Regions from separate parts of the Homo sapiens genome. Here all the other regions are linked to region 4. A link is a loop called in an ENCODE intact Hi-C map of the cell type or tissue named here. Cell type or tissue: A673. All regions are shown on one strand.

Region 1 (5,000 bases), 250 kb after region 4:
AACCTTAAAGACTCTAGATGACTTACATAGTACATAACCTCTTTAAGCTTCCAATTTCCTCACCTGTGAACTACTTTGATGAATTAGTAATAATGTACCTAAAAAGTCTTATAGAATGCCTGGTATCTGGCAGGTGTTCAAGAAATGGCAGTTGGGGGAGGCTGAGTTGGGAGGATCACTTGACATTGGGGGTTTGAGACAAGCCAGGACAACAAACCAATACCCAGTGTCTCAAAAAATAAAAAAAATAAAAAATATTAGTCAGGTAAAGTGTTGTGTGCTTGTATTCCCAGCTACTCAGGAGGATTACGTGGGAAGATCACTTGAGCCCAGGAGTTTGAGGCTACAGGGCATTATGATCATGCCAATGCACTCCAGCCTGAGTGAGAGTGAGACTCCATATCTTAAAAAAATGGCTGTTGGTATTATTCTCTAGGAGAGCTAAACTTCCTGGCCAATGCTTTTTCATCTTTCCCTATCAAAAAGGTCAAAATCCCAGGGTAATCCCCATTCTGAAAGGCTGGCTTTTCTGAAGTTCACATTGGTTCACTGGGTACAAGGCACAATGAAGGTTGGTTTGTAAATACAGGTGGGTAGGTACATAGGTACATAGTTAGGCAGACAGGTAGGTAGCTACAGAGAAAAGGAGGGAAGGAGGAAAGGAGACAGGAAAGAAAGTCTGTTCCATAGTTATAGATCAAATGCCTAATTCTTACTAGCAATCTCATGTATGGAAATGAAGACCATGTCTTTCAAGCCAAAAATCAAGGCATAAGTTCTAAAAAGAGTGCTCTAATGGAGACAATAGATGAGAATAGGTAAAATCATGACTTCTATAAAAAGTTGTCCTAGTCCAACTTACAGAATAGGAGAAAATTTTTGCAATCTATCCATCTGACAAAGGGCTAATACCCAGAATCTACAAAGAACTTAAACAAATTTACAAGAAAAAAACAAACAACCCCATTAAAAAGTGGGCAAAGGATATGAACAGACACTTCTCAAAAGAAGACATTTATGTGGCCAACAAACATATGAAAAAAGGCATCACTGGTCATTAGAGAAATACAAATCAAAACCACAATGAAATACCATCTCATGCCAGTTAGAATGGCGATCTTTAAAAAGTCAGGAAATAACAGATGCTGGAGAGGATGTGGAGAAATAGGAATGCTTTTACACTGATGGTAGGAGTGTAAATTAGTTCAACCACTGTGGAAGACAGTGTGGCAATTCCTCAAGGATCTGGAACCAGAAATACCATTTGACCCAGCAATCCCATTACTGGGTTTATATCCAAAGGATTATAAATCATTCCACTATAAAGACACATGCACATGTATGTTTATTGTGGCACTGTTCACAATAGTAAAGACTTGGAACCAACCCAAATGCCCATCAATGATAGACTGGATAAAGAAAATGTGGCACATATACACCATGGAATACTATGCAGTCATAAAAATGGACGAGTTCATGTCCTTTGCAGGGACATGAATGAAGCTGGAAGCCATCAGTCTCAGCAAACTAACACAGGAACAGAAAACCAAACACTGCATGTTCTCACTCATAAATGGGAGTTGAACAATGAGAACACATGGACACAGGGAGGGGAACATCACACACCAGGGCCTGTCAGGGGGTGGGGGTACTAGGGGAGGGGTAGCTTTAGGAGAAATACCTAATGTAGATGACGGGTTGATGGGTGCAGCAAACCACCATAGCACGTGTATACCTATGTAACAAACCTGCACATTCTGCACATGTATCCCAGAACTTAAAGTATAACAATAAAAAATTTTCAAAATAAAATAAGAAAGTTGCCCCAGTTGTAGAAAAGCATGTAAATGACTCTATAAAACCCATCCCCACTGCAAGATTCAAAAGGGCTACATCCATTAGCATCACCCTGGTGTGCTTATTAAAGGCAGATTCCTGGGCTCTAGCCCAGACACACTGAATCAGAATCTGGATGAATGGCTCAGAAATCAGCATTTTAACATAGGTCAGCAGATGATTCTTAGGCATGGCATGAGCCTAGGGGAAATGGAACTTAAAGTGCTAGTGAAAGCTAGTGTGCATCTAGCACTTCATCCACCAGAGACCGCTCTTAATCACATGTGGCCTGTCTCCATGTGCTGTTCATAACCTTCACTCTGGGTATTCTGTATTCTTGAAGAACCATCTGATTTACCAGAGACAAACTGAATTCAGTTTGGGGCATGCCTTGCCACATTCAAATTTTAAAAATATGTAATTATATGCATATGGCAGCTTGACTAACCAGTACAACAGACAGTACAGAAAACTGCTCTCTCAATTAAGGTTTATGATGATTTTATGGACTTGCCATCTTTGGGCTATTTTGGCACCTCCACAAGAGGGCAGTCAGGGGAAAGTTTTCCTTTTGTCAGAAAGCCTACCTTTAGAAGCTCTTCTAATCCTTGAATCAAAAGATTCTGGTTCTTCTTAAAGCCAAGAACAAAATGAAATATCAGATATATTAAGTCACACTTTTAGAGATACATATAACCGAGTATCGACTCTGCAAGATGAAAGTTTTAAGTACAAAGGCTTTGCATATAACTTCTCCCATTCTCTCTCTACCCTGATCTTCTCACCCCTCCAACTAGTCCACGAATTTATTTCCTTCCATCCTGCAGCTCACTGTCTTGGAGGAAAGGCAGCACAGAACAGCAAGTGTCATTGTGGGGAAGCCAGGGAAGGCTGTCCAGTGGAGGTAACATCTGAACTGAGACCTGAAGGATGCATAAGCAATGAGAAAGCTTTCTGCAGAAAGGAAACGACATGCCCAAAGACACAGCAGCATAAAAATTCTGGCATATTTAGGGAACATAAGAGCTTTGCTAAGACTTTAGATTTTCTGATGGAGATGTCAGGGAGCTACAGAAGATATTTCATCAGGGAAATGACACAATGAGATTTGTGAGTTAGAAATATATACACATATATATTTGAGAGAAATCAAATGATGATGGAATTCAGAGAATGATTGCCTGACCACATCAGTATGTGTGTGAGTGTGTGTGTGTGTGTGTGTGTGAAATCAACAACATATTACACCTTTGAACTCCCATACACAGTTCTTTTCTATAAGCAGCTAGTCCCTGGAATTGACTCATAGTTGCTCAATATTCTTGATCTTTAGAACATTCATTTTTCCTGTTGTCAGCTTCTGCTAAGATATTCTGACGTCTGAGCCTTACAAGCCTATCCAGGATCAGTACAAAGTTGGGAATGCTAGTGCCAGTACTGATTTACATTTAGTTAACTTCATTGATGGGAATTGTTAATGTTAGCAATGTTTAAAGACCGCACTTAAACTTTCTCTGAGACTGTATGGAATATAAAGTCTGAAGATAGATAGACAGTCAAGAAAGTGCTTCCAGCTGTTCTAACCATCCCAGATTAAGGTCAGAGTTCAGAACAGTCATTTCAGTGGAAAGGAAATCAAATCAAACCAACCCTAGAGGTTTTAAAATAGGATGGCATACGCACGTTTAAGATGAGCTTAATAACAAAAGAGAGAGGGAGAAGGGTGTCTTTGGGAAGTGAGAAGAATAAAACAAGGGTGTATACTAACTGCATGAGTTTTATTGAGAAGCTGCTCTAAAAACACAGAATCAACTCAGTTGAAGAAGTATTTACCCAGCCCCAGTAATATTACTTTTAACATTAACAACAACTAAAACCTTAAGTTTAACACCTTACAGTATGCTTTTACATGTATCAACCTTCCTGTGAAGTTGTTACTTGAGTAACTGGGTTAACCAACTTGGTTTCTTGGGTTACTGGGAGGCTGTGATGCCTTCCAAGTCCTCCTCTGAAACAGAATAACTTTAGTTTAGACAACCCTCAACTGTCAACTCTCTTTGAAACTGCCTTGACTGAGAGAATTGTCTTTCCCAAGGTCATGCCCCCTTCTTGAGGTGTCCACATCCAGTGAGTGATCAACATAGGGTATAAAGACCTGACACCCTCACCCTGACTCAGGACTATTTTGAAAGGCTATCTTAGCTTCAGAGCTTCTCATGGAAGGGGCTGAGGCCTTCATTAAAAATGTACTGTAACCTCTCTTCTCCCTTTGCCTGATCCTGCTTCCTTCCCTTCTCTTCCCCTGTGATGATCCCAAGAACGCTCCCTAATAAATCTCCTACATGCTAGTCTACATCAGAATCTACTTCCTGGGGAATACAACTTGTGACAGTTATTATCCCAGTTTTAAAGATGGAGAGCTAGGTGTAGTGGCACACACCTGTAGCTCTGGCTACTTGGGAGGCTGAGGCAGGAGGATCTCTTGGGCCCAGGAGTTCGAGACCAGTCTGGGCAACAAAGCAAGACCCCATCTAAAAAATAATAATAAATAATTACAAATTAAAAGTTGCAGAAACTGAACATCTTAGATGGCAAATGAATCACCCAGACTTCATCACTTGATGAGAGATGGATAATAACTAGAACTCAGATCCAGCAGATGGTATTTAATGGATGGTACTCAATGGAAACTCAAACAGGTAGGAGATGGAAAAATGAATATGGGTCTAACCCTTCTGAGCTCACAATGGAAGGAGCATCACAAACATAAACAGCCATAACCTGCATGGCCACCAACAGACGCACATGTGATAGGCACGGGAATGGAGAAGAGAGGGTGGTGTCAGCAGGATGTGGGATTTGCACAGGGAGAGCACAGAAGACATTCCAGGGAGACTGCAAGCACCACAGGCACCTTTCCTCTTTCACTTGCTCTACCTCTGCCACAGATCAGTGAGAGATCGTATCCTCAAAGGGGTTAGAGATGACAGACAGTAGGACGAACTGAATGTTCCAGTTCCACTCACCTAGGAACCTTGAGACCATCCAAATAGCCCTACTGGCTTTGGAGTCAGACCTCTGTTCCCTTTGTTCAGTCCCAGTTTCCCCTGGTACTGACTACCTTGTAAGTGAGCTTCGAATTTGACATCTGTAAAATGGGCCAC
Region 2 (5,000 bases), 1.7 Mb after region 4:
CCTCTGGAATAAGGAGCAGAAGAACTCAGTGCTTGGAGATCAAATCCTGGCTTATCCACTGGCTAGCCATGTGACCTGGAGCAAGTGAGTCTGATTATCAGTCTCTTGCTCTGTGAAATGAGGGTGACAAGAATGACCCCACAGGGTGGTTGTGAGAATTAAAAGAAATCACCCACACTGATGAGTGCAGAGGTGGGCTGGGAGGGAGAGGTGGAGAGGATAGATAAGGCAGGTTCCCACGGCTGTGGTCACCCATTGAGATCACCCCCACTGTGGCCCTGGTTGTACTGAGCAGGCTTCATCGTCCTAGGCCTGTCAGGCAGCCTTCTCTCTGACACCCCAGTAACAGCTCAAATAATATTAGCCATGATTATTGCTGCACAGCCAGTGGTGTCAGAGCTGGAATTTGAACCCAGGCCTGTCTGACTCAGAGACCCTTGATCTTAACCTCAATCTATTGCCAAGACAACTCAAAGTAGTTGCAAAAGCCAGTGTCTATGCACAGGCCTTCTGATTCTCTTACATTCTTTCCACAATCTGTACAAATGTTACCCTAAAATCAGAAGCCCTCCTCTAAGAACCCTGTGCCCACCCTTCAGGCTGAGCCAGGGGGTTCCCTCTGGGCTCCCCAGTACCCCGTGCTTCCCTCAATCAACTCAGTGAGCACTCAGAATTCCACTGTCAACTTGCATATCCATCTCCCACACTAGACCATGTGGTCCTAAGAGCAGGGGTTGAGAGCAGAGTTTGAACCAAAGTTGGGAAATCACCCCATGTTCAAATTTTCTCAAACAGAAAGTTTCCCTTTAACAGTAGCAGGTAGGAAATGTGTGTTAATAAACCATGGTGCTGGCAGCTTTAAAATATTAATGATTTCTAGAATTGAAAATGCAAATTGCTGTCTGGAACTCCTCCACTTGGCATTAAAGAGAAGGGCTTTGAAAGGACACCATGGGGAACTCAGGAACTGGAGAATGGCCTTGCTAGAAGATGGGAAGACAAATAGACATTTACCACCTTTGTTATTGCCACATTTGCACCATTAAAACGCAAGAGCTAGTCACTGGGTGCTATTTGAAGGCATGGCTTTAAAGTGAGCAGGCTGGGCTTCTCCATCCACTTCAACATTCACATATGGGGTACCTACTATGTGCCAAAAGAGGGCATGTGTGGAGGGAGACAGCTAAGATCCCAATCTGGCCCGGGTCAGCTCAGTCCACTGTGGGCTGTGGTCAGGGCTCTGACCTTGAGCAAAGAGAGGGCATGGGTTCCGGGGAAATTCTCAAGATGTGTGTGAGTGGAAGGGACTGGGATTTTTCTGACAGGTGTTGTTCTCCCCCTCAGTCCCTTAAGTAAAGAGAGGGGTGCTGTGGAGCCAGTTTGGTCCTAAGCATGATCCCTGGCCCTTCTCTCAAATCAAGAGCTGAGGGGAAGCTGAGTGACATCCACAAGGCAACTGGAGAGAGCAAAGGTGGGGCAGAAGGGCGGGGGCGGCGGGATGGGTGAGGGCAGGTCCCCTGGCTGTGGCCAGCAGCTGTGCAGTTACCCCACCGTGGTGCTGGCTGTGCTGAGAAGGCCTGACCATCCTAGCGCTGTCAGGCTGCCCTGTCCCTGACAGACAGGCTGGGCTTGTCACTGCCCCATCAGAGCTCCCGAGGTACTTCGGCAGCACAGCCAACTGACACCTGCTTCCTTTCGATGACGTGTTCGTAGTGTCAGGCAGTCAGAAACTGTGTCCTGGGAGGGCCCCCGTCTCCTAGTAGCCTACCAGTTCCCATTCTGCATCCCTCTGTGTTTGTGGACCAGCTCTCTAACAATGAGCTTTGCCCCTTCTTTCCAGAAATCCGGAGGTATCTCCCCATCACCCTAGTGTCCCCAAAAAGTTGGGAGGCCTCTCCTGAGGCTTGACAGGACCCTGACTGTGGTCCCTGTGTGTCTGGCTTGCACTGTTCTAGGGGCTTTTCTGCTTCCTTCTGGCTCTTTGCTGTGATCTGGGTGTGTGACGTTACAAGGACAGGAAGCTCTGGATAAGTGAGGCATCAAGCTGTCAGGGAAGAGCGCAGGGTTTTGGAGTTAGACTGACGTCGCAGCTGCTCATCATGTGGACTGGGGCCAGTGGCACAGCTCTTTAACCTGCCTGCAGGACAGAGATCAGAGTGCCAGCCGTTCTGCAAGGCTGGCAGGATCCAATGAGCTTATATAAGTAATGCGCCCCCTGGCGCCTGGCACAGAGCAGGTGCTCAACCACCGAGATTTCCCTTCCTTTCCCTTCTCCTACCCTCCTAGGAGCCTGGATCTGTACCCTGACATGCATGTATTTGGACCCCTTCTTTGCTGTGGTGGCGAATATGTTAATCCTCTTCCTTCATCCTTTGAAAAATGTCTTTCTCCTTCTCCTCATGCATGCAGCTTACGTTTTCTTACAAATCCAATCTACTTGCAGGAAGCTTTGTGAGTTCCCTGAGACACTGCACGTCTATTATATTGGTACTTCTTGTCCTGTTCCAAGGAAAAGACTGTGTCTGAGAAAAATTATTTGCTTGATGTAGGCATGTTCTCTTGTCTACTCACCCCACACCCTTGCCTGTTGTTCTGACCAAAGTGGTGTTATCAGAGCCAGCCCCAGCCACTTACTGGGGCTTCTGATCCTCTTGAGCTTAAGTGTTTTAGAACTGGAGGGGACTGAGAGACCACCTAGCTCCGCCCCTTCTTATGACAGATGGTGAAACCGAGACCCAGGGAGCAGAGAGCCTGGGCCAAGCTCACACTAGACCACTGGTCCTCTTCTCCTTGTGGCTGCACAATTTGCAGCCACAATGCAAATTAGAAGAACAGTTTGCTGGAGTTCTTCCCCAGAACACTGAACTAGAATCTTGGTGGGGGCAGTCAGTGGGGTGTTCTGGGCATCAGTATTTTTACAAAGCTGCTGCATGGTTCTAATAAGCAGCCAGGGTTAAGAAACAGAAAATAAACCGTGTTTCTTGCCAGTGTATTAGCCTCACATACCTAGGGGAAAGCGTGAAGGAACTGTCCACAGGAGCCTGTTTCTGCAGGATGGTTCACCAGGGAGGGCCCAAGATGAGCATTCCCCTCTGCAGACGCAGAGCACCTGACTGGGTGTTCTTAATCAGGTATTTCTATTAGTCAGTAAACATTTATATCAGATTTCCTATGTGGCAGGCACTATTCTACGTGCTTTACAAATACAACCTCATTTCCTCCTGAGGGCGTTCCTGTGAGACAGTCTGCTATGATCCACATTCTATGGACAAGAAGAGTGAAGCACAGAGAAGTGAAGTAACTTGCCTGGGCTCACACACTCAGAGAGCAGCGCAGTCACTGCGCTTGTGCCTGAGTCCCTGTTTGTTACCATTATGCTCATTCACCTCTGGGTTCTCAGGTCACACTTGCAGCACCTGCCAGCACCTTCAGACCTTCAGACCCCCCACTCAAGCCTTTCTAAATGAATGGCTCTGCCAGAAGGTGGAAGGTAGGACTGAAGGTTTCTGAAATCAGTAATACTGAAAGCTACCTTTGTGGAGCACTGTGATTTATACATCTCTCCTTACCTAGTTTCTGATGAAACCATGGCGGAGCCACTTACCTAGGCCATACAGCTTCAAACCCAGGTCTGTCCAGCTCTACTTCCATGTACCCCAGGTATAACCTGAGGTAGAATTTGTAGAAAGAATCCAGGTTTATCCTAGGAGTTTTTTCGAGGAGCACATAATGGCATTCTATAAAAACACCCTCTGGAAACATATCCTGTGAATTAAATTTTTATAATTTATTTTATTCAAGAAAGATTCCATTCGCTGGTGATGGCATGGCCTAGAATTTAGGGCACAGGGTGGAGAAGTTATATAAGAACTGCTCAAATGTTTCTGATCTAACATGTAAAAATCCAGTTCACTGTGAGACCTTGGTCAAATCACTTTTTGTCTTAGAGTCTTGGTTGTAAATGGTGACATTAATTAGACCATACTCAGCTCTAATGGTCACTGTTCTGTGACTGCTGTGTGATATCAGACAGCATCCTTAACTCCTCTGATTTTTATGGTGGTAGAATCCTCCTCACTGGAACAAAAAGTAATTGCTACAGGAGAGTTGGTGTTAAGTGTAGCTGATTGCTTGTTAATCCACTTACAATGATGGATGTTTTAAAATCCATTATTGAGGACTATTGCATGCCAGGTGGCTTCCCATGCAGATTTCATATCTTTTTGACATTGTCCTTTTGTTTCAGCCACGTTGATGAGGCTGCTCTGACTCACCTATTTTGATATGCGGACATTTTGACACAGCTGAGAAAATAAACCATCACACCTTCAACTTCTTAAAAAAACATTAGCAAATAATGTGGCATGGAGACATTTCAGGCTAGTTCTTCTCATCCCAGAATTTCCCCCATCCTTGAGCTCCGCTTCTGTCAAGGGGGTCTAGGGAGGGGAGAGAGGGAAGAGATTGGGCTCAGGGTGGGCTCTGGGTCAAGGCTGGGGATGAGGATGGCAGGAACAGTAAGGAATTGGTGGGAGTGAAGGACACTGAAGATCCAACATGCGATGGGTGTGGCGGGGGGGTCTGTTTCACACAGTACCTAGTAATTTTCCAAACCAATTTTACATTTAGATGCAGCCATTTCAAAACCGTTACATCAAAACAACCATGTCAAAATGCCCTTCTCTGTCTGAGACAAAGAAAATGAGTGCCAGGAAGATATGAATAAGACAGGGCTTCTGCCCCCAAAAAGCTCAGAGTCACCAGAGGGGAAAAGCGGGACAGAAAGAGAAGCAAATTACTATTATACTGCTGGGCAATTGCTATAATAGCAGAAGGGGCTGGGAGGGAACAGAGCAGAGAGTGACTCACTGCCTGGGGGTGAAGCAGGCTTCCTGGGGGAGGGAGTGACTGGGAGCTCAAGAAACACATGTAGAATGACTAATAATAGCCACAGTTAATTGAGGACTTACCATGTGACAAGCACCGTTATTAGTACTTTA
Region 3 (5,000 bases), 1.8 Mb after region 4:
GTTGTGCCCAGTCCAGAGAGCTGCTTTCCTCCTGTGGACATGTCTGGGCCTTGGGTGTGAGTTAGGGAGTGAGAGGCAATGAGGCCGGAGAAGGCTATGGGAACCAGCTAGTGAAGCACCAGTGACCCACAACCACACCAGTGCTGCCTGGAGGTCACTGTGGCAGCAGCGGGCAGGATGAGTTGAATGGGGTCAGTTGGAGATAGGTGAACATATCGTAAGTAAATGCCACAGCACCTCACCAAGTAACACCCGCCTGCCCTTCTAACTCTTTTCATCTTTAAAAGGATGTGTTCCTGGGAGATCGGCTCTGAAAGTAAATCTAAGGATCTCCTTCCTCCTGATTCCCCTCGGGAGCCCAGATCCAGTTTGTCAGATCATACTGTCTGGCCAGAAGTTTGGGATATCTCCTAGTGGAATACTGGGTATTGGACAGTATTTTGATGTGAGATTCATGAGCCACATACTTTATTAATCCAGTCTCTGCTGCTGACTTGCTGTGATCTCGAGCAAATCACTACCCTGCCCGAGATCCCATTTGTAAAATGAAGGGTTTGGACAAAGGGCCTCCATCCTTCAGGCTCATTCAAAGGGTTTATTTAATTTAGATATAACATTTATTGAACATCGACTACGTGTAGGACATGGTCATCTTAGGATTTGCTGTGACCCCTGGGGCCACAGGGCCATTCTCTACAGGAGCACAAACTCTCCCTTTCTTTCAGAAAGACGCTAAAACTAGCATCTCATACCTCACTTCAGGCTGCATGCCCAGCCAAGACATGCTGCCTGTCTGGGATTTCTTATCCATCAATATTTTCCTTAAGATGATAAATGTGCTGCCAATAAGAGGAGGCAGCTGCCAACTCTGTCTGAGACAAGGGCCTTTAGCTGGGGTTGTGGCCGTGCTTGGCTTGTTGATATGTCTCAAGAGACAGGAGGTGGGAGTTGTGGCTGGGAGGGATGCAAGTTGGAACTTAGAGGGAGGAGGAGGTCAGGACCACTGCTCTCAATCCATGCAGTTTTGGCCATGAGTCAGTGGAGAGGAGAGAGAGGAGGTAAAGGATGCTTGGATGTCAGTTCAAAAAAAAAAAAAAGAAAAGAAAAGAAAAAAATATACATATTTTTATGGTATTTATGAAGCTCCTGCAGAATGCCAAGACCTGGGTAAGCCATCCAGAAATAAACAGCATTCATCAGTGTATAAAGTGTATTCGGAACCATCATTTCATTTGATCCCCACAGCAATCCGTAGAGATGAGTATTATTATCTCTATTTTACAAACAAGGAATTCAAGGGTCAGAGAAGGAGGTGCATTTTGTCTCTGTGTTCGTATCCTAAGCCAGGACCAGTCTCAGCCTCTAGAAGTACAGAAACTCAGAATTGGATTAAGAGGAAGCCTGTCCAGGTGGAACAGTGCATAGGTGGTGGGGCAATATCCTCACAGAAGCTTGAACTTGTTTCTTCTGATATTAAATCCTCTGATTGCTCCACTAAAAGACACTTTCTTTGAAGAAATCAGCCATATGATTGAGAAGCTAATAGCTGAGATATAACAGATGCCATCGTTAATAATAGAATGAAGCAAGCATAGTCTTTGGAGCCAGGCTGACCTGGGTTCAAATCTCGGTTCTGCTATTTACCAGTTGTGTGAACTTAGGCAAGTGACCTAATCTCTCTGAGCCTCAGTTTGTCCATCTGTAACAATGATTATTATATTTACCTCACAGTGTTGTTTTGAGTAGATGGAAGCAAAACAAATTCTCAGGTGCCTAATAGATTACCTGGAACATAATAAGCACTCAATAAACGATGCTCTTATTATTATTATTACTAGCCAAGTACCCAGTTGGATGAAATCTGAATAATAAATTCCTAGGTTATCAGAAGAGATGAAATCTGTTTGGATTATAGGTTTCATGGAAACTTCCATGAAGGGTTCTTAAGATTCCTAAGAGGTTCTTCAGATTCTTAAATAACAGCTTTCTTAAAGGTGTGTTCAGAGTACTCTGATACCCCAATAGAAATCTCTGTCCTCACGTGCATAGTTTGGAAATTTTACCAGGACAAATTCATTTAGGATTAGTCTCAGGACTCAGTCTACAGTCAAGATCTGTGACTAAAGCCAGGGTTCAGTCTGTGACTGGGATTTGGTATTTGATGCTCTGCTAGAAACAGCATATATTAGCCCTCCTTAGTCTGGTGTTGAGGAAATATGTTATGATAAAGAGTTAAGACACTTGGGTTCTCATCATGGAATTTAAGAACTGGAAAGTCCAGTGATTTTAATTTTTTAATGTGAATGTAGACAGCTGACACTTCATCTGTGCCAGTTTCCCACTCTCCCTACTGCACCTACCTTGTAAATATCCGGGCAGATCAAATGGCATAGTAAGCGAGAAATGATTTTGAAAACCGTTTCACCCTGGACTCAAAGAAGGGATGATTCCTGGTGAAGGGGAAGAGCAGGAGGGGGCTGGGGAGAAGTTGGAAGCATGTTGCTCTATTGGACAGAAAGATCTAGAATAGGGAAGGGGCAGGGGCAGGGCCTAGAGGAGGCGCTGGGCCGGTGTAGAGGCAGCCACAGAGGACCCAAGTCAGTTTAATTCCCAGCCTGTGTTAGTAGGGATGTGCATCAGAACCTAGCTCCATCAGAAGGATACTGGCCACAGGGCTGGTAACCCACTGAACTGAGCAACAGTCTGGACTCTCTCCAGCTCCTTCCCTCTGCCACTTGTCTTTGGGGGACCACAAGCTGCGGCTTTGTTGCAGTTGCCTGAGGTTGAAGTGCCCTCTCCTGGCCCCCAGGGTGCATGGCTGCTGTGAGAGGCTCCCTTCCACATCGAGGATTGGAAGGCAGCCTGGTCCTTTGTCAGGGCTAAGACCTATGCTCTGGAGGGCTTGAGCTATCTTTGTGGGGCTGGAGACAGGAGACGCACCCCCCCTTCAGTTCTCCCAGGTCTCTCTCTGCATAGCATTCCTCTTCCCTGATAGGTCATCTCTCTTTCCTCTTTCATTCCCCGTTTTGTTTTCATTTTTGTCTTTTTGTCTTTCTATTTGACTCTCTCTCTCCCACACACACACTCACACACACTCACACACACACACAATTTGCACATAACTTTATTACACCCTCTCTTACCTTCTCCACTTTTTATCTTCTCCCCCCACCCAACCTCCCTTCTTTCCTCCCACCTCTTCCACTTTTTTTTCTCTTTTTCTTCCGCCTTAGCTCCCTCTCTCAAGGCGAATAGTGGAAATGCATTGCACTAAATACATATTTAGTATCAGAAACTCAAACAAGAAGCCACTCTGTCCTCTCTTAAGTGGAGAATTAAGTATTCTCCACTTCGATGACCTTGAGCAATGCTTTGTGCTCTGACACCTTAACTGATGTTGAGGATTGAATGAGGGGACCTGTGTCAGTGCCTTTTACAGTGGCCTCTGACCTGGGCAGGGGCTCGGTAGTCCCTGTCCTTCCTCATATCCCTTTCAGCCCCACTCTGCTGCCTCCTTCTTTTGTTCTTTTCCAATTCTTCCTTCCCTCTCTCCCTCCTTCACTTTCCCCATTCCTCATACCATAGTTCAGATTCAGATTCAAATAGTGTAATACCTATTGAGCTTTTCATAAATTGGGGACTTGACCTTCACCTTGAAGGAACTGTTTTTGGGGTTCACTGTCTGTCACTTCTGCCTCCCCAAGAGAGGACAGAGTAGCTTCTTGTTTGAGTGTCTGATGAGGGGCTGAATTAACTGTGAACTGAGTTAAGGGACAACCAGAGGTTGTCAGCATGCCCAGAGGAGTCTCTGTTCCCAGTGTGTCCTACAGGAAAGGTTTGTGGTGAGAAAGTAATCTCCCGAGGCCCACATGACATCCTGGTGGATGTGTCCATGGGCCAGTTATTTTAATTTGCTTGCTCATTTATTTATCACTTGTGGTAAATTATAACAAAAGCACCTGCCACAATAAAGCAATGAAAGGCATTTCCTAGCCCTGAGCTCTTAAAGAAACATCTCACCTGGGAATCCATGTGGGGGCCCAGTAGGAGGCAGTGGCCTCTGGCTTCAAGAGCATTCCTTCAGCAGATGCCAACATGAGTGTCATGAGGATGCCTCTCATAGTGTCCCCTGATGAATGCCAAGGGCACAGTCCCAAAACACAGTGCAAGCACGCAGCTGTCTGAAGTCTAGCTAGACACTACACCAAGGCAAATGTGAGTAAAGTGCATCCTTCACACCATCCTCTGAGACTATCACATCTTTCAGCCCAGCTATGGAGAAAGCCAGGACAACTAAGTGGTGCAGGGTCAGGCAAAGGCCAGGAATGCGGGGATTTGAGCTGATGTGGCTCAGTGGTTGGGAACTCAGACTCAGAAATCATACATGTCTGGTTTCAGATCCTAGTTTTGCCACTTCCAGGCCCTGTGTGACTTTGGGCAAGTTACTTCACTGCTCTGAACTTCATATATCTTATCTGTTGAATACAAGTAATGGTACAAACTTTTCAGGGTTGTGGTGAGAATTAAATGAGCTAATGCATGTCAGTACCTAACACCGTGACTGGCTCCTGGTAAGGGATGATATCTATTATTACGCCTTACAATTCTGTGTGCTCGCTTCATGGGGATCCCAATAAGTCAGGGATCTGCTGACCAGGTGGTTGGGAGGCCATCTGATTGCCTGGATGGAGAACTGTCTGCACCACTACAGAGGCACACGAAGCCAGATGACCAGTTTTAAAGCAAAAGAGGATTCTTCTTTTGAGTTCCCTCATAAGAAAGTGTGACTGTAGTCGACCCCTACTTATACGCACTAAGGCAGACTGGAAAATCTCAAGCACACATCCCCTTGGCTAAGCACTTTAGTGATAGTATGTGCGAGTGGATGTCTGGGATTCTGGGAATGCACAACATTTACAGCATGAGGAAGGCGCCTGAGTTTTAGAAAGCTGGGAATCTCTCGAGAGAAGAGACAGATTTACTGTTTGCCTACTATGTGC
Region 4 (5,000 bases):
CCAGTAGGCAGCTGTGCGTTGCCTTCTGCAGGCTTCAGTTCCCGCCCCCTCCCTCTCCACACTCAGATTTCCTTCTGGGAGGAAAGAGCATTTTTTTTCGCAGAGATGACTCTGTTCTTGTGGCCATAGATTACTCTTGACACCTAATTACTGTATATCATCATGCCATAAAATAATGATTGGAGGTGTCACTGTCCCAAATTTGCGTTCATAAAATACGTGTTCTTTTTGTTTTCCTCCTCTGCATTTGTCTGGGAGAAAAGACAGGCAAATTTATTCCAACTTTTTAGAGGAACTTTAAAGCACAGGAACAGAAGAAATTTAGAGGTGGGTGGTTTTCAAAATACCCTGCAGAGGGAGGAGGCCTCGGCCCAGCTGATTTTATGTGGCCTAGGGAGAAAATGAAGACCTTGGCTGAGACATTGTCTCCTTCCAACCTGCATTTCTTTGTCTTTGCCTGCCTGGCAAAAACCCCTCCTCCATCTTTTTCTCCCCAACCCTCTGCTCCCCCATCGCTTCTACCCTGCATCAGGCTCCTCTAAGGAAACACTGGAATGTGGTGGAAAAGATTCCCATTCTAATGTTACCCAGACTTGGTTTCAAATCTTGCCTCTGCTGCTCGCCAGCCCTGTGACCTTGGGTAAGTTCTGCCGCTTCCGGAGTCTTGGTTCAATCACATAGACAATGGGGAATAATAAATACTACTTCTGCCTCACACAGCTGCTCTGGGGATTAAGAATAAAATCGTAAATGTAAAGCATCTAGTAAGGGATCTGCCACAAAAGAAGGGCTCAACAAATGTCTGCTGCTTGTCCAGCCCACCAAAGTTCTCCTGTTTGTTTTCCTAGAATCCATCCTTACCTGATTAACATCTCCCTTCTCTGGCAAGCTCAGGCTACAGTCAGGAGTCTGGAGGAAAGCCATCTGATTAAACTGGCTGGCACGGGGGAAGAGCGGCTGAGATCCACGCAGCCCTCCGAGGGGCATCAACAAGGACATTTTGAAAGGGCAATCTGATTTGTCACAGAGAGGAACCAGTGAAGTTAGCTTGTTCCACTGCTCTGGCTGCCCAGGGAGGCCCCCACAAGACACCTGCAGGTGGCTTTCCAGCCTCTTGTCCACCTTGATGGGGATGAGTTCTCTGCCTCCTGAGGTGGCCCATTTAGAGTTAATCTCTCTGGGGCCTCATGCTCCCCTCATCACACCTCTCCCCCACCTGGAAAAATATTCTCTGTGGGCTTTGGGAGTGGTTCTTTAAACCAAGATAATTTGTCTTGTGGATCCAAACCAGCTCGCCAGCGATTCCTGCCTTAGAAGGGGGGACTTGAGGACTTCCAGGTGGGGGCAGAGTGAATGGCTGCAAGAGGAGGGGCCTTATCCCATCTCACCTCTGCCTGGCAAAGACCTTAGCTCTCAAGGCTCAAGTCAGAAGGCACCTCCTCTGAGTGCCTTTCTCAGCTTGGGGTATTTGTCTCCTACTCTGAGATTTCTGTACTGGATTCTTCCCTGAGGTTGGCCCTCTGTCAGTGGCTGGGTATGGGTCTGGGCCACCCTCTGACCTGGGATCCTCAATCTCAGGGCACCCTAAATGTTTGTCAGGCTTGTTCAATGTCTGCCTCTCTAGGCTGGCAGCTTCACTAGGGTGTGGCTGGATCAGCCTGCTCACTGCTGTATCCCAGGTGCCTAGTACAGTGCTGCCACACAGTAGGTGCTCAGTGAACACTTACCTCCTGCCTACTGTGTGCCAGTCACCATTCTAAACACTTTACATCCGTCAGCTCATAGAACCCTCAGGACAACCCTAAAATGTGGGTTCTATTACCATCCGGGTCTAGCATGGTGTATAAAAGCAGGGATCCTGGAGCCAGATTACTTGGATTTTTATTCTAACTCCACCACTTATTTCCTGCGGAAACTTGGTTGTTACTTGACCTGTCTGTGGCTCATCATTCAATGGGAATAACTGTATCAACGTCATAGGGTTGCTATGCAGTTAAATTAAGCGTTCACATACATACAATGTCTATGTATTAGGTACTATTTTCATTTTGTGGTAGCAAAAATTGAGACACACAGAGTTTTGGTAACTTGCCTAAGGTAACACAGCTGAGGAGAGGCAGAGCCAGGACTCATGCAGTCGGGCTCTGCAGTCCATGCTCTTAACCACGACCCTGTGCTGCTCTTACTGAAGGCGGATTTGAGGACCTGGCTTCACGCACACTGAGAAGAGCGTTTAGGTCCCTAGTGCTGGTCCAGGCCGTGATTGAGCCTCTCTTCCCCGAGTGAGCACAGAGCGCGGGGTCTCCCCCGAGGGTGGAAGGGTGGCAGCCAGGCCAAGGAGGCGCGAAGAGCGGCGGCCGCCAAGGGCCCCGGAGCGGCGACTCTTCCTTCCGCCAGTAGGGGGCAGCCGCGGCTGCCGCCGGTGTGTCGGGTGAGCCGCAGCCCAGCGCCGCACGCAGCGCCGGAGGAGCGCCAGAAGGACCCTTGGAGGTCACGCGCGCGCAGGCGGCCCTGACGCCCCGTCTTCCGCCCAAGTCACCCAAGGGTCCGTGCTAATGTGGTGTGGCCCCACCCCATTCCCTCGTCCCCAGCTCTTCCCTAAAGCCCAAGAGGCCAGTTCAAGGAGCTCTAGAACCCAGGTGGTTTGGGCCCCTGCAAGGTTCCGCGGGAGGTGTGGGTGCCAGTCCTGGCTGTGCCACTGCGGTGCTGTGTGACCTTGGGCAGGTCGTTACCCTCTCCAGCCCCAGCTCCCGTCCACTGTCCTTGGGAGGACGCGCGGGCAGCCGACACGTTCTGTGACTGTGGTGAGGGTACCGCCTTCACTGCAGCGTGCCCGGGGCCTAGGCGGGCCAGAGTCGGCCCAGCCCGAGCGAGAGCCTGTCCTGGAACCCAGTGCGTGTGGGGTCCGGACCCCTTTCCCGGAGCACTCGCCGAGCCGGCTGGGAGCGGAGCGCCCGGAGCCCGGCAGGGGGCGCTGCCGCATCGTGCGCGGCTTCCCCGCGCGTCCTCCCAAGGACAGTGTGGACGCGGCGAGCGGCGCGGGGCAGTGCAGGCTGAGTGAGGTCCGGCCGCGCCCACACCAGCGCTGCGGGGCGGAGGTCGGCAACACCGTCTGGGGCGTCGACGGGGCAGGGCGAGTCGTCTGGCGCCCCAGCTGGCCTTTAGCTGGTTTCTGGTTCTGGGTGTGGTTCTGGGTGTGGGGTGACGGGGTGGCGGGGTGGGGATGGGGTCTACCAAACCAGCGCTGGGGGCCCAGGCTTTGCTGCGTGACCTTGAGCGGTCACTGTTCTGTCCGGGCCTCTGCTTCCTGTCTCTGTAATGGGGGGTTCTTGAGGAAACCAATTCATATTGTATGTGAAAGTGCTTCAGGAAATCTGAGGCCCAGGCTGGATGCAAATGGAAAGGCTTCTTCTTTATGGAAAAACAGCCATCTCCTGCCTCACCCAATCCATCCTCCCAGTTCTGCACTCTGATGGCAACCACTTTAGCCACTTTTACCTGTATTTTCTGGCATTTACCCTCATACTTCAAAATAATATGCTCATGCTGCGATTTCTTAATTTACCAACGCTAGACTTTATCTGTTGTCTCCCTGTTAGAATAAATAAGGAATTAGCTGTCTTCCAGCCCCATGCGCATGCCCGGTATATCTGAAGCACTATTTTTAGGTAATTCAGTGATCAGCATTCCTTTTAAGAAAATGTAGCTGTTAGTTTTCCCAAAACCTGTATCAAAACTGCCACGGCTTCTCATCCTATAGCTTCCCGACAAAACCTCCTCTGTCATGTTCGGTATTCTGCCTTGAGGAATGCTCCCTCCCAAACTGCACTACCCAGCTGTCTGCAGGAACCCTCTGGTCCAAGGGTGTCTCTCCAGGATCATTTCATGGTCCTCTGTCTCTATTGGTTTGCTCCCTTCTTTTGAAAACTTTAATTGCTTCCTAAGAAATTGGGCAGGGGTGGGGGAATTTTCATCCATGTGGACTTTTCCGTATTCTGCCCTTGCACTTGATCAATAATTCAGCTAAGCATAGAATTCTGGGTTGGAAATCATTCTCCTTTATACATGGGTGCCTTGCACTGTCTCGAACACCTAGAGTGACCCTTGAGAAGCTTCATGCCTTCTGATTCATGTTCCTTATGTGCAGCTTTTCTTTCTCTCTGGCTGTTTTTGAGGATTTTTTTTTAATCTTTGGAATTCTGGAATTTCACAAAACTTGTCACGTGGTGGCTTTTATCATTCGTTGTGCTAGGCTCTGGGTGGCCCTTTTCAATGTGGAAACTTGTCTTTTAGTCCTGTGAAACTTTATTTTTCCTTAGTAGTCTTCTGTCTGCTTGCTCTCCACAACTCCTGCGAGTTGGAGCTTGGGCCTCCAGCCCTGCTTTTCCTGTGTCTTTTCACTTTTCTGTATTTCCCTTCTGCTTGTCTTTCTCTTCTACTCTCTAGGCTATTTCGTTATATATATGTCCCAACCATTCTACTGAATTTTTAATTTCAGCTATCATACTTGTTCATTCTCTGTTCTTCCTTCCCCCCACCCCACAACATAGATACAGCCTCTGTATTTATCTCTCTGAGGATATCAATAGTGATTTTTTTCCCTCCGGTTTGCTGACTTATCTCTGTCTCCTCCAGCTTCCCTCTTTTGTTTGGTTGCTTTATTGTGGTCTCTCTGTGGTTCTGCATCTCTCCTCCTGTTGGTTGGAGGCTTCTTTAATCTTTACTGGTCCTTGGCTTTTGTCCATAGTTAAGGATAAGTGTCCAAGAAGTTGACTGGCATTGGATGTCTGTGAAGGCAGATGGGGCTGATTTCCCTCTGGGTGGACCAGACAGGACTTGGCCTTTTGTTTTGTGGGGGGGACACATAAATATCAAAAAAGGGGAGTTCTTTTCTTTGGGACTGCCCTGTTTCTTCAGTAAGGTAGGATGGATGTGGTGAAGAGGATGGATTCTGGAGTCAGATCACTTGGGTTTGAATCTCAACTCTGCCACTTTCTAGC
Region 5 (5,000 bases), 1.4 Mb after region 4:
TGAGTCACTATGAAATTGGTATACAGCTGTGCTGACGCCCAGGTGAGGGCTCCTAGCAACTGTCTTAGTCCAGGCTACTATGGAAGTACCATAGACTGGGTGACATCTAAACAACAATTTCTCACAGTTCTGGGGGCTGAAAGTCCAAGATCACAATGCCAGCATGGTCAGGTTTCGGTGAGAGGCCTATTCCAGGTCACAGACTGCCATCTTCTTGTTGTATCCCAACATGGCTAGCTAGCTCTCTGGGGTCCCTTTATAAGGGCACTAATCCCACTTGTGAGTGCTCTACCCTGATGACCTAATTACCTCCCAAAGGCCCTGCTTCATAATGCCATCACATTGGAGGTTAGGATTTCAACATAAATTTCGGAGGAACACAAACATTCAGCCCATTGCAGCAACACACCAGGCTGCCTCTTTGGAGGGCAGTTGTTTCCGTCATCTGTGACACTTGGTCCACAAAGCAGAAAGGTCACTGACATCATCCTATCAAATCTCAACATTGTCATAGGAGAATGAGTAAAAACAAACACACACAAACAAACGAATGAACAAACAAATAAAGGAACAAGGCATTCCTAGCTTTCATATGAAGGAACTGGATCTCCCTAGGAGCTGGGGGATAATGAGGCCCCCACCCCTGCAGTGGACCTGCTTAACTCTAGGCTTGTCAGCACGACCAGCAATCCAATAAGGCAGTGCCCCGGCTGCGCCATTAGCTCATTAGGTGGAGGTGAGTGTCCGCATTGATCTGTTTATCTCCCAGGCCTGGCTGCTGGAGAAAGGCCAGCTGTTTCCCTGAGAGCTGCCTTTACCCTTGACTCATCACGGAGCATCAGGGGAGTCTGCTCCTTTGTCCCTTTCAACCTCAAGGTCACTGGAGTGCAAAGCAGAAGCTGGGCCACAGTGGTGCTTCCTGAGAGCTTCAGTCACTGCCTCTCTTCCTCTATCCTTTTAATCATCCCCTGGAGGTGATCCCTATAAAAATGATGAATATAGTAGGAAGTACCTGGGTTTGCAAGTGGACAAATCTGTTTCAACCAGGTTTTGCTACTTGTGTACTAGCTGTATGACCTTAGGGAAGTCATTTCACCTCTCTGAGCCCCAATTTTTTCATATACAAAACAAAGCTAACAGCATCTATATCAAAATATCATTATGAACATTTGTTGATATAAATCTGTGAGAGGACAGGCACAATGTCAGTTTGAGGCACTTAAGAAGTACCAGCAAATCTTTCTTGACCTGCCAGTTTTGAGACAGTGTTCTTTTAGGCAAAAGGATTGTGGCATATCTGTCAAGATTTGTTCATGGGAGTTTTGTGAGATTTATGTGAAAATATCTGGGATAGTACAGCTGCTAGGTAAATGATGTATTCATAGAGGGCTCATTAAGGATAAATATTATCAAAAATGTGTGATTTTTTTTTCTACCTCCAGCTTAGCTGGTTAAACATTTCAACCAGCCTACACATCTATTGTCTCATAGGTAGCATCTTGGTCTTGAAAACTAAATTGCCTAACGAAGTACAAATTAATTTTATTTAATTATTTTAAAAGTAGGAATTATTTTTAAATAAATGTATTTTATAAATAATAATTTTAAATAAATTAATCCTTTAAAAAATAGTTCATTAAAACATCAAATATGTGACCTCTTGGTCAGCAATAAGAACAGGTCCTGGATTATACTGGGTAATATTGGCAAAATACGTTTTCCCAAACTACTAGAACTACATATTTTCTACTTGATTGCATCTCCCCAAAATGACTAATATCCCTCTCTTCATCTCCTAACATTTTCCTTCTTTTTCTGCTACTGCTGAATTCTTAATGTAATTTCATATTTTAAATATAAACATTCATTATAGAAAATTTATACAAATAGAATTTAAATTTAAATTGCTGCTAATTCTACAAGTCAACATATCAGTCACTGTATTTCTTACCAACCTCTTTTCTTTGCATCTCTGATTATTTCCTTAGAATAGCACTCATTCAATCCTTATCAAAGGCATTGACAATAATTTATTAATCACCCTTAAAGAAAAACGACCCCTTCCCAAGTCCTAGGCTTCATGCTACTTTGCTAGAGTCTGGGATACCCCCTGGTGGAGGTTACAGAACATGACCAAAACCTGTCACAAATGCCCTGATATGGAAATTCAAGATTCTGAGTGCACAGCCTTTGGAATTTGGCATCAGCAAGGCTTGTCTCTCATCAGTCACAGGTTTTTTTGAACAAGGAAACATCAAATGCAAGAAAGGTATCTGTGTGTGTGTGTGTGTGTCACACACACACAAAAAACGGAACTACAGGAAATTTAACTGAAATAAGCAAATTAGAAATATCAAGAAATCTCAGACCTAAAGTTGTTTTCAATCTGAAGCTGTGGAGTAAGCACAGGGCCTGAGTACCCCAGTTGCCCCGCCTCCCTCTCCTCCCTGTGCCTGCAGCATAACAAAGTGAGTAGAGCATGTTTCCTCTGTGGCTAGAGATGTCCTAGATCAGAAATCTGCCCATTAGGACACTAGATGGAGCCAGATGGGAAAGTTTATGCTCTAACTGCAGGGGAACCATTTTCCCTGTACTTTCCTTTTCAGGAACAGTTGCATGATATGGCTGATCTCGCAGAACGTCTATTTCTCTGACATTCTTCTTCAGTCAAGCTGCCTTCAGTCAATCATTCATCAAACATTCACTAAGCCCTTGCCCTGGGCCAGATATCAGGATATATGGCTAAAACAAACACAGTTCCTGTTGTGGAAGAACTTATGGGCCAGTGAGAGAAGCTGCTGATTAACAAACTGATCTTCCTTTACTTTCTTCCACTCTCTCTAGGCTCAAGGCAGCTAGGCCCAACAGCATTGCCTGACCATGCACTATACTTCTGTATCTCCTTGCTTTGTTCTTACATTTTTCTCTTTCAGAGAGAAAAATTTAATTTTTTTTATTTTATTTCTTTTATTTCTTAGTATCTAAATCTTACCCCTATCAGGCCCAATCCAAAGGCTTCCTTCCCTGGGAGACCTTCCCTCTTGTTTCTCACAGAGAAATCCTCTTTGATTCCTTCTATCCTTTAGTACAGCAGTTCACAAACTTGAGTATGCGTCAGAATCACCTGGAGAGCTAGACCCCACTCCCAGTATTTTTAATTCAGTAGATCTGGGATTAGCCTAAGAACTTACGTTTCTAACAAGTTCCCAGGTGATGCTGATTCCGCTGACCAAGGGAACACACTATGAGAACCACGTTTTTTAGTGTTTATTGAGCACTAACAAGTGCCAAGCATTATGCCACATATTGGTGATATCACAGTGACCAAGACAGTCCCTGGGCTCAAAGCTAGCACAGGCTGGAGATGGGAGATATAAACAAATAGGAAAATACTTTTCTGTGCTACAGGAGTGGGGACAATGTTCCAAAAGTACAAATAACTATGTAATTAACTGTCCCTGTATAGTCAAGAAGACCAAAAATTTCCCAAAGACAGTGGCATTTGAGCTGGCCTTGAAGGATGACTAGGACTTCACCAGCAACAGAAAAGGTGAACAGCATGTACCAAGGCATAGTGGTACAAAAAGCCATAGCATGTTCCAAATGCAACAAAAGATTTATGGAGGCTGAAATGTGGGGAGAATGGGTAGTATCTTCAGGAATGTGAGGATTAGAAGAGATGAAGCTGAAGAGGTTAGTACAAAGTCTTGAATGTCATGCTAAAATGTTTCTTTTTCATACTCCAGGTAATAATAAATAACAAATAAGTAAAACAGAAAAATAACACGATAGAGATTTCCTCACGGACGAATCAGTCTGCTTTACAGAGGAATTTGGACTTCCAGTGTAAGACTGATTTAATTGGTTTAGTGTGGGGTCAGATCTTTGATATTTTTTAAATCTTTGCAGGTGATTGTAATGTGCAGCCTGGGTAGAGAAATACTGAGATATATGAAAGTTCTTGGCTCAAAGTCTGACATTTTCTGAGAAACCCTGAACTCTTCCTCTTCCTCTTCCTTATGTGTCAGACAGTGTTGGGCACTACACTTGTCTTGCCTCTGCACTAACCTACTGGGTGAGTGCAGGCAAAGTCTCTCTTTTTAGTGCTTGACTTTCCTCATCTATTTAACAACATCAACTAAAAAACTGGTTAACAGTCCTTCTTCCACCCAACTCACAAGGCTTCTAGGACATGAGAGAATGAACAAAAGAACATTTTATAAACATAGTATTAACTACATGCCTGTGTTATGAAGGAGAACTGCCTTCACATCAGCTTTGGTAAAGTCTCTTCCATATTAAAATAAAACAAAAAATAACTTTCTTAACCCCATGTCCCCTCTAGGTTTGCTGACTTTTCTTTCACAAAGTTATTTAAAAGAATTTACTATATTTGCTACCTCCACTCCCTCATTTCACACTAATTCCTCAATCCTTTACAGATTGGCATCTGCCCCACTCAACTTTACAGAAGCTTCTCTGGTCAAGGTCAGCAAATGCTGTTCTGTTTTTTTAATGACACTGCTGACCATCCTCTTCATCTGGAAACACTATTTTCCATAGGCTACTGTGACATAGCATTCTGCTGAGTGCCCTTCTATCTCCTCCACCACACCCTTCCAGTCAGTTTTGTTAGCAATTCTTATCTAATGTTCAAATCTTAGAATTCTTCAGGGTTCCGTCCTAGGCTGCCTTCTCTTCTCGTTCTCCACAGCCTTCTTGTATGATCTGATCCCCTCTCGTGGCTTCAATTATCATTTCTCTGCAGCAGACACTCAAATCTGTGCTTTGCTACTTTGTTTTTTCTTGAACTCCCAATCTTTCCTCCAACTTCCCACTTGATATCTCCACTGTGATATCTCAGGCACCTGAAATGTGTTTTAAAACAGGACTCATTATCTTTCCCCAGATTCGAAACCAACCCTTCTTCCACGGGTATGAAAATCCCATGACAATCTACTTGGATCCAGAAACCCTTAAGCCAGCAGTCCCCAACCTCT

What was found. Peaks named below come from ENCODE experiments on the same cell type or tissue, not always from the same donor. Only the 100,000 strongest peaks of a DNase experiment are listed, where the experiment ranks them.
Region 1: a loop joins it to region 4, with 2.4 times the contacts of the local background. A loop is called at or near these places in 7 of 110 quality-filtered maps.
Region 2: a loop joins it to region 4, with 3 times the contacts of the local background. A loop is called at or near these places in 28 of 110 quality-filtered maps.
Region 3: it touches region 4 in a loop (2.9-fold over the local background); 13 of 110 quality-filtered maps call a loop at or near these places.
Region 5: a loop joins it to region 4, with 12 times the contacts of the local background. A loop is called at or near these places in 13 of 110 quality-filtered maps.

Annotation. Positions count from the first base shown.
Region 1 is chr1:50,078,481-50,083,480 of GRCh38, reverse strand. It overlaps a transcript of ELAVL4 not described here. Among named protein-coding and RNA genes, the nearest start is that of ELAVL4, 28 kb to the left of the region's middle. In A673, CTCF peaks have their summits at 2,139 and 2,344 (motif pointing right); no DNase peak of the experiment used is centred here.
Region 2 is chr1:48,674,726-48,679,725 of GRCh38, reverse strand. The region is part of intron 6 of AGBL4 (AGBL carboxypeptidase 4); the gene reads left to right. Among named protein-coding and RNA genes, the nearest start is that of BEND5, 100 kb to the left of the region's middle. In A673, CTCF peaks have their summits at 2,025 and 2,233 (motif pointing left); a DNase peak (open chromatin) is centred at 2,215.
Region 3 is chr1:48,570,635-48,575,634 of GRCh38, reverse strand. All of the region lies in intron 11 of AGBL4 (AGBL carboxypeptidase 4), which reads left to right. Among named protein-coding and RNA genes, the nearest start is that of SPATA6, 100 kb to the right of the region's middle. In A673, a CTCF peak has its summit at 2,803 (motif pointing left); a DNase peak (open chromatin) is centred at 2,784.
Region 4 is chr1:50,331,144-50,336,143 of GRCh38, reverse strand. No RefSeq gene overlaps it. Among named protein-coding and RNA genes, the nearest start is that of LINC02808, 13 kb to the right of the region's middle. RefSeq lists a silencer at 2,873-3,072 and an enhancer at 2,756-3,256. In A673, CTCF peaks have their summits at 2,392 (motif pointing right) and 2,951 (motif pointing right); DNase peaks (open chromatin) are centred at 2,433 and 2,953; H3K4me3 peaks cover 702 bases; H3K27ac peaks cover 402 bases.
Region 5 is chr1:48,913,841-48,918,840 of GRCh38, reverse strand. The region is part of intron 5 of AGBL4 (AGBL carboxypeptidase 4); the gene reads left to right. Among named protein-coding and RNA genes, the nearest start is that of BEND5, 140 kb to the right of the region's middle. In A673, a CTCF peak has its summit at 2,128 (motif pointing left); DNase peaks (open chromatin) are centred at 2,110 and 2,500; H3K27ac peaks cover 802 bases.